Linked DNA regions of Homo sapiens: region 2 is linked to region 1. Evidence: read pairs that join two places in POLR2A ChIA-PET (ENCODE). Cell type or tissue: Panc1. All regions are shown on one strand. Each heading gives the region's core, and the rest is flanking DNA. Links, peaks and the distances in the headings are about the cores only. Region 1 overlaps SORBS1 (sorbin and SH3 domain containing 1). Region 2 overlaps PDLIM1 (PDZ and LIM domain 1).

Region 1 (2,912 bases), core at 289-2,788:
TAGTTCAAAGGGTAACTCAGTAATTCTTTTTGGCTTCTTAAGCAGCTCTTTTGAAAAGACAATTTTAAAAGCATGTGAAGTAAATAAAAATTCTTTTAAAATTTATTTAACACAGCTTTATTGAGCATCTCCGTGGTGTTCAGATCACTGTGTGAAACATTGCCCTCAAGAGGTTTATAAGGGTGAACACCCTATAATATCTTTTACAAAGTATGTTTTCTTATCTGTCACTATCCAAGAATTTTCTTTCTACTGGGGTTCCCTTTTAAGGGAACTTGGTAAATTGCTCATAAAGAGGTTTTATCCTTTATATTCAATGTAAAATCAGCCATTCAAATTTCAGGAACCTTTAGGTCATGCATTACCTCTTAGGTGTGTTTTCTGAATGGAAACATGACTTCTTGTCTATATAGTGATTGCCAGAGCTGTAAGTATGCACTGGCTTAGAGGAGGGAATTGGTAGTTTATAGAACTGTATAAACTATAAACATACCAGGATTTTCCAGAAGCCTCATATTTTCACTGACCCACCTTCTGAAAAGATAAATAGAATTTCATTTATAGCCAACTGGGCAGAATGCAGACTGCCTGTGTGGTTCCTACAATGTTTACAACAAAAAGTAGTTCCCTGCATGTAAAGTCACTGTGCCTATCCCCTTTCTTCTTCAGGACTAAAAGAAGCCCCAGGGCAGGAGACCTTTGGATCTGAGTGCACTGTTGATGCTCTGGGGAAGCGTCCTCTCTACAGGGTCAAAGCCCTGGGAAGGCTCATGCCTGATGTAATGCACCATATATGGCGAGAGCCAAAATAAGTTAGAAACTCACTGAAGCTGATTTCTATCTTTGGACAAGAAGAAATCACATATGGGACATTTGAGCTGAAAGTAAAAGTAAATCTGAGCTCAAATCAAAATGATCTTTTGCTTACCTCCCTACTGCCATTATCAGCATACCCGCCAGTCCCTTTGGTGCGTGCTAGCCCACGTGTTTTGTTTCTAGAATCGTTTAGTCTGTAAACATGTTCACTGAAACCAAGTGAGTTCACCTGAAAGCTTTTGCTGTTGCTGAATACTAGAGAGGGGCTATTCATTTTGTTTTTTTTTTGGCTGGTGCATATTCACTGGCACTGCCATGGGTGCCCTGTGGAAAGGATAGGCATTGAATTAGTCAAGGATATCCAAATGAGCTGCTTGTCCAATGAGCTTATATGTGTGCCTTGAAAACTGAGTTTAAGGAATAGGTTATTTACTATTTCTGGGTTGATGTTCTAATCTGGACTCAAAAAACTTTTTTTTTTTTTTTGACAGTCTTGCTCTGTCACCTAGGCTGGAGTGCAGAGGTGCCATCACAGCTTACTGCAGCCTTGACCTCCTGGGCTCAAGCAATCTTCCCTTCTCAGCCTCCTTAGTAGCTGGGGCTACAGGTGTGTGCCACCACACCTGGCTATTTCTTTTTTAAATTTTTTGTAGAGACAGAGTCTCGCTGTATTGCCCAGGCTGGTCTCAGACTCAAGTGGTCCTTCTGCCTTGGTCTTCCAAAGTGCTGGGATTACAGGCTTAAACCACAGTGCCCAACCTATAAAACTTTTAAATATTTTTCACCTATTCACCCTTTCTAACATTCTTTCTTCTTGCCACCTGTATGCCACAAATATAAGAATGAAATAGGCCAGGTGCAGTGGCTCATGCCTGTAATCCCAGCACTTTGGGAGGCTGAGGTGGGTGGATCGCCTGAGGTCAGGAGTTCGAGACCAGTCTGGCCAACATGGTGAAACCCTGTCTTTACTTAAAAAAAATACAAAAATTAGCCAGGTGTGATGGCAGGCACCTATGTATAATCCTAGCTACTCAGTAGGCTGAGGCAGGAGAATAGCTTGAACCTGGGAGGCGGAGGTTGCAGTGAGCCAAGATTGTGCCATTGCACTCCAGCTGGGGTGACAAGAGCGAGACTTAGTCTCAAAAAAAAAAGAATGAAATAAAATTGGCCGGGCGCTGTGGCTGACGCCTGTAATCCCAGCACTTTGGGAGGCCAAGGCGGGCAGATCACTTGAGGTCAGGAGTTCAAGACCAGCCTGGCCAACATGGTGAAAACTCGTCTCTACTAAAAATACAAAAATTAGCCGGGTGTGGTGGCACAGGCCTATAGTCTCGGCTACTCAGGAGGCTGAGGCAGGAGAATTGCTTGAACCTGGGAGACGGAGGTTGCAGTGAGCCAAGGTCACACCACTGCACTCTAGCCTGCGCAACAGGGTGAGACTGCATCTCGGGAAAAAAAAAAAAAAAGAATGAAATAAAATTAAAAATAAATTCAAAATAGACCCAGATCTTGCACCCTCCCCATTTTTGGTCAAAATTCACTTACCGATATTGATCAGACTCTAATATACTTCACTTGCGTAATTTGGAGGAAAGTTCTGGTTTTCTTCTAGAACTGGGATATCTTTAAAAATAGGAGCCATTCACGCCTGTAATCCCAGCACTTTGAGAGGCCGAGGCAGGTGGATCACAAGGTCAGGAGCTCAAGACCATCCTGGCCAGCATGGTGAAACCCCGTCTCTACTAAAAATACAAAAAATTAGCTGGGTGTGGTGACATGGGCTTGTCCCAGCTACTCAGGAGGCTGAGGCAGGAGAATTGCTTGAACCTGGGAGGCGGAGGTTGTAGTGAGCCTAGATTGTGCCACTGCACTCCAGCCTGGGTGACAGAGTGGGACTATGTCTCAAAAAAAAAAAAAAAAAGGAGCCATTAAAGAAAACCTAGGCTGGGTGCAGTGGCTCACTCCTGTAATCCCAGCACTTTGGGAGGCTGAGGTGGGCAGATTATGAGGTCAGGAGATTGAGACCATCCTGGCTAACACGGTGAAACCCCGTCTGTACTAAAAATACAAAAAATTAGCCAGGCATGGTGGCATGT
Region 2 (2,912 bases), core at 118-2,617, 140 kb after region 1:
TTAGGCCCCTACTACCTTGTTGGTTCTAGCACAACACTCATCAGCTGTTGTACATGCTTGTCTCCCCCCAGGAGACTGTGAGCTTCTTGATGGCAGGCACCACCCTTTTCACAGCTGAGTTCCAGTGCCTTGTGTGGTTCCTGGAATCTACAAACAATAGCTCACATTTCTGGAGCCCTGACAGTGGGGGCTCTGCCTGAATTGCCTAATGTAATCCTCGCAACAGCCTTCTGATGTCAAAGCTGTTCTTTTCATCCTTGGTGCATCCTTGTTTACACAGAGGTGAAATACCCTGCCCAAGGACACTTAGCTCACAAGCCAGGCAGGACTTGAACCCTGGCCATCTGACTCCAGAAACCACATCTTAATGAACAAGTTACACTGTCTTTCAGAATGTACATAAGGATGTCTGATAAGTGAATGAACAGAGAGAGAAAGAAGGAACAGGGGAGGGATGAAGTAGAAACATGCCATTATCACTGAGGAGGAGGGTTATCTTTTTATTTGTCATGGGTATGCATCCAGTTCTGTATGATAGTAGTGTCATTTAGGTATGTAGTTATTTAAATGTAAGTTGAAGAAAGTGGGAGAGCTACATCATCATCCGATTTTATTTACACCAGTTAGAAGTGCAGTTAAACTTCAAACACCTTCTTATGTGCTCAGGACTGGCAGCAGTGGACAGGTCTTAAAGATGCATTATGAACTTGGAGTGGAGAACATGTTGGCCTCTAAGCAAGCAGTGTCTGCCTGGGGTGCTGGTGGGGACGAAGAGTGAGGGACACAAGAATGAATTGAGCAGAAAATGATAGATTGTTCATTAGTGGAAATTGTTGTGCCTAAACCCGTTTACTGTTTTATTTTATTTTATTTTATTTTTAGACATTCTTACTCTGTTGCCCAGGCTGGAGTGCAGTGGTGTGATCTCGGCTCACTGCAACCTCCACCTCCTGGGTTCAAGCAATTCTCCTGTCTCAGCCCCCTGAGTAATTGGGATTACAGGCAGTGTGCATCACCACAGCTGGCTAATTTTTGTATTTTTAGTAGAGATAGGGTTTCACCATGTTGGCCAGGCTGGTCTTGAACTCCTCAGCTCATGTGATCTGCCTGCCATCTGACCTCCCAAAAGTGCTTGGCCTCTCAAAGTGCTGGGATTACAGGCATGAGCTACTGTGCCTGTCCCCATTTATTCTTATGCAGCAAGAGTTGTGTGATCTAGTTGTATGGTCTCTGGGGAAAAAGGCTGGCAATGGCACGTTCATTGAACTAATGGGAGTGAGTATATAATTTTTTTTTTTCTTGTTCTGAGACAAGTCTCACTCTATCACCCAGGCTGGAGTTCAGTGGCACAGTCTCAGCTCACTGCAGCCTCTACCTCCTGGGTACAAGCTATCCTCCCACCTCAGCCTCCTGAGTAGCTGGGACTACAGGCGTGTGCCACCACACCTGGCAAATTTTTTTTGTATTTTGTAGAGACAGGGTTACGCCATGTTGCCCAGGTTGGTCTCGAACTCCTGAGCTCAAGGCGAGCCACTTACCTTGGTCTCCCACAGTGCTGGGATTACAGGCGTAAGCCACCATGCCTGGCCCAGAAGTTTTTTTTTTTTTTTTTTTTTTTTTTTTAGGAAACTGAAGCTGACTCTATTATGAGCTGGTTCTGATGGAACTTGATGGTCAGGAGGAAATTAGAGCAGATAGTGTGGCCTAGTTGGTTAAGTGGGTGGACTCTGGAGCCTGCTGTGGCCTGCCGCTCACCAGCTGTGCAACCTCAGGCAAACTGCTTAACCCCTGTTCCTCCATTTCCTCATCTGTAATGATGCAGATAACATTGCCTGTCTGGTAGCATCACGTGAATATTGGTGAGTTAACCCTTGCTAAAGACTTTGTCATGCTTGGTACCTAAACGCTCATTAACTGATGGCTGTCATTTTGATTATGATTGTGATAAATAGTGTTTGGCAAGGATTGGAATCCACCATTCAAGACAGGAACTATCCAGTGTTGGAGGCACAGGCCTTCTCTCCTGTAACCCTTGTCACTTCTGTGTTATGGTTTGTAAATTTTATAATGGGTGGGGTTACTGGGCCCCAGATCAGTACAGGGCAGGGGAGTGACTGTCCTGTGGTAGGGAGGCACTCAGCCAGCATCAGGACTTTGTGACACTCCAGGTCCTATGTAGAAGGCCACTGCAGATGAGTCTCCTGGATTTTTTTTTTTTGGCTTTGACAGTTGAGTTTGGAGCCTCTGCTTGTGGCATTGTGCTAAAGCAAAAAGGAATGGAATTTGCAATGAGAGAGCCTTTCAAGTTCAGGCTCAGCCTTTAGCTGTGTGAACTTGAACCACTCACAATTTTTCTGAATCTCAATTTCCTCATCTGTAAAGTTTATCTAATATGTTGGTGGTGAGGTAATCATATTATTATCTCAAATAGGAGATTGTATATGAAAGGGCTTTGGAAAGGCAAATCCCATTATTTGTTTAAATCAATTTTTTCCCCTAAAAAAGATAGCTCATAAAAGAATGTGAACTTAATCTGTATGTGTAATTTCTTTCAAGTCCTATCTGATGTTGCTTGTGACTTTCTGAGATTTCCTTTGGCTTCTTACCAGTTTGGCTTTAAAAAAAAAACAAAGAAATTATACTGAAAGATAGGATGACCAGACCTCAATTACTCAGGCTTGGGGCGCCTAAGACTGGTTCTAGCTTGTCCAGGACCTGTTGGGATATACTTAGCAGAAATGTCTCTCCCACAAAACAGTTGGAACCAAATGCTGGACATTCTGGACTTCTCAGCAGTTCACCGTAAAAAAGTGAAAGGAAACTTCTTTTTCATCTTCTCAACCTCTCCAGTTCCAATCTCATTTGAGTTTTGTGAGTGGTCATGCTTCAGGATAGCAGTGTAGAGGGAAATG

The links. Peaks named below come from ENCODE experiments on the same cell type or tissue, not always from the same donor. Only the 100,000 strongest peaks of a DNase experiment are listed, where the experiment ranks them.
Region 2: POLR2A ChIA-PET joins it to region 1 with 18 read pairs; 3 of 35 experiments call an interaction of 5 or more read pairs at or near these places.

The regions. Positions count from the first base shown.
Region 1 is chr10:95,417,448-95,420,359 of GRCh38, reverse strand. All of the region lies in intron 8 of SORBS1 (sorbin and SH3 domain containing 1), which reads left to right. Among named protein-coding and RNA genes, the nearest start is that of PDLIM1, 130 kb to the right of the region's middle. RefSeq lists a silencer at 988-1,067. In Panc1, for the core only: no CTCF peak of the experiment used is centred there; no DNase peak of the experiment used is centred there.
Region 2 is chr10:95,275,608-95,278,519 of GRCh38, reverse strand. The region is part of intron 1 of PDLIM1 (PDZ and LIM domain 1); the gene reads left to right. Among named protein-coding and RNA genes, the nearest start is that of PDLIM1, 14 kb to the left of the region's middle. In Panc1, for the core only: no CTCF peak of the experiment used is centred there; no DNase peak of the experiment used is centred there; H3K27ac peaks cover 516 bases.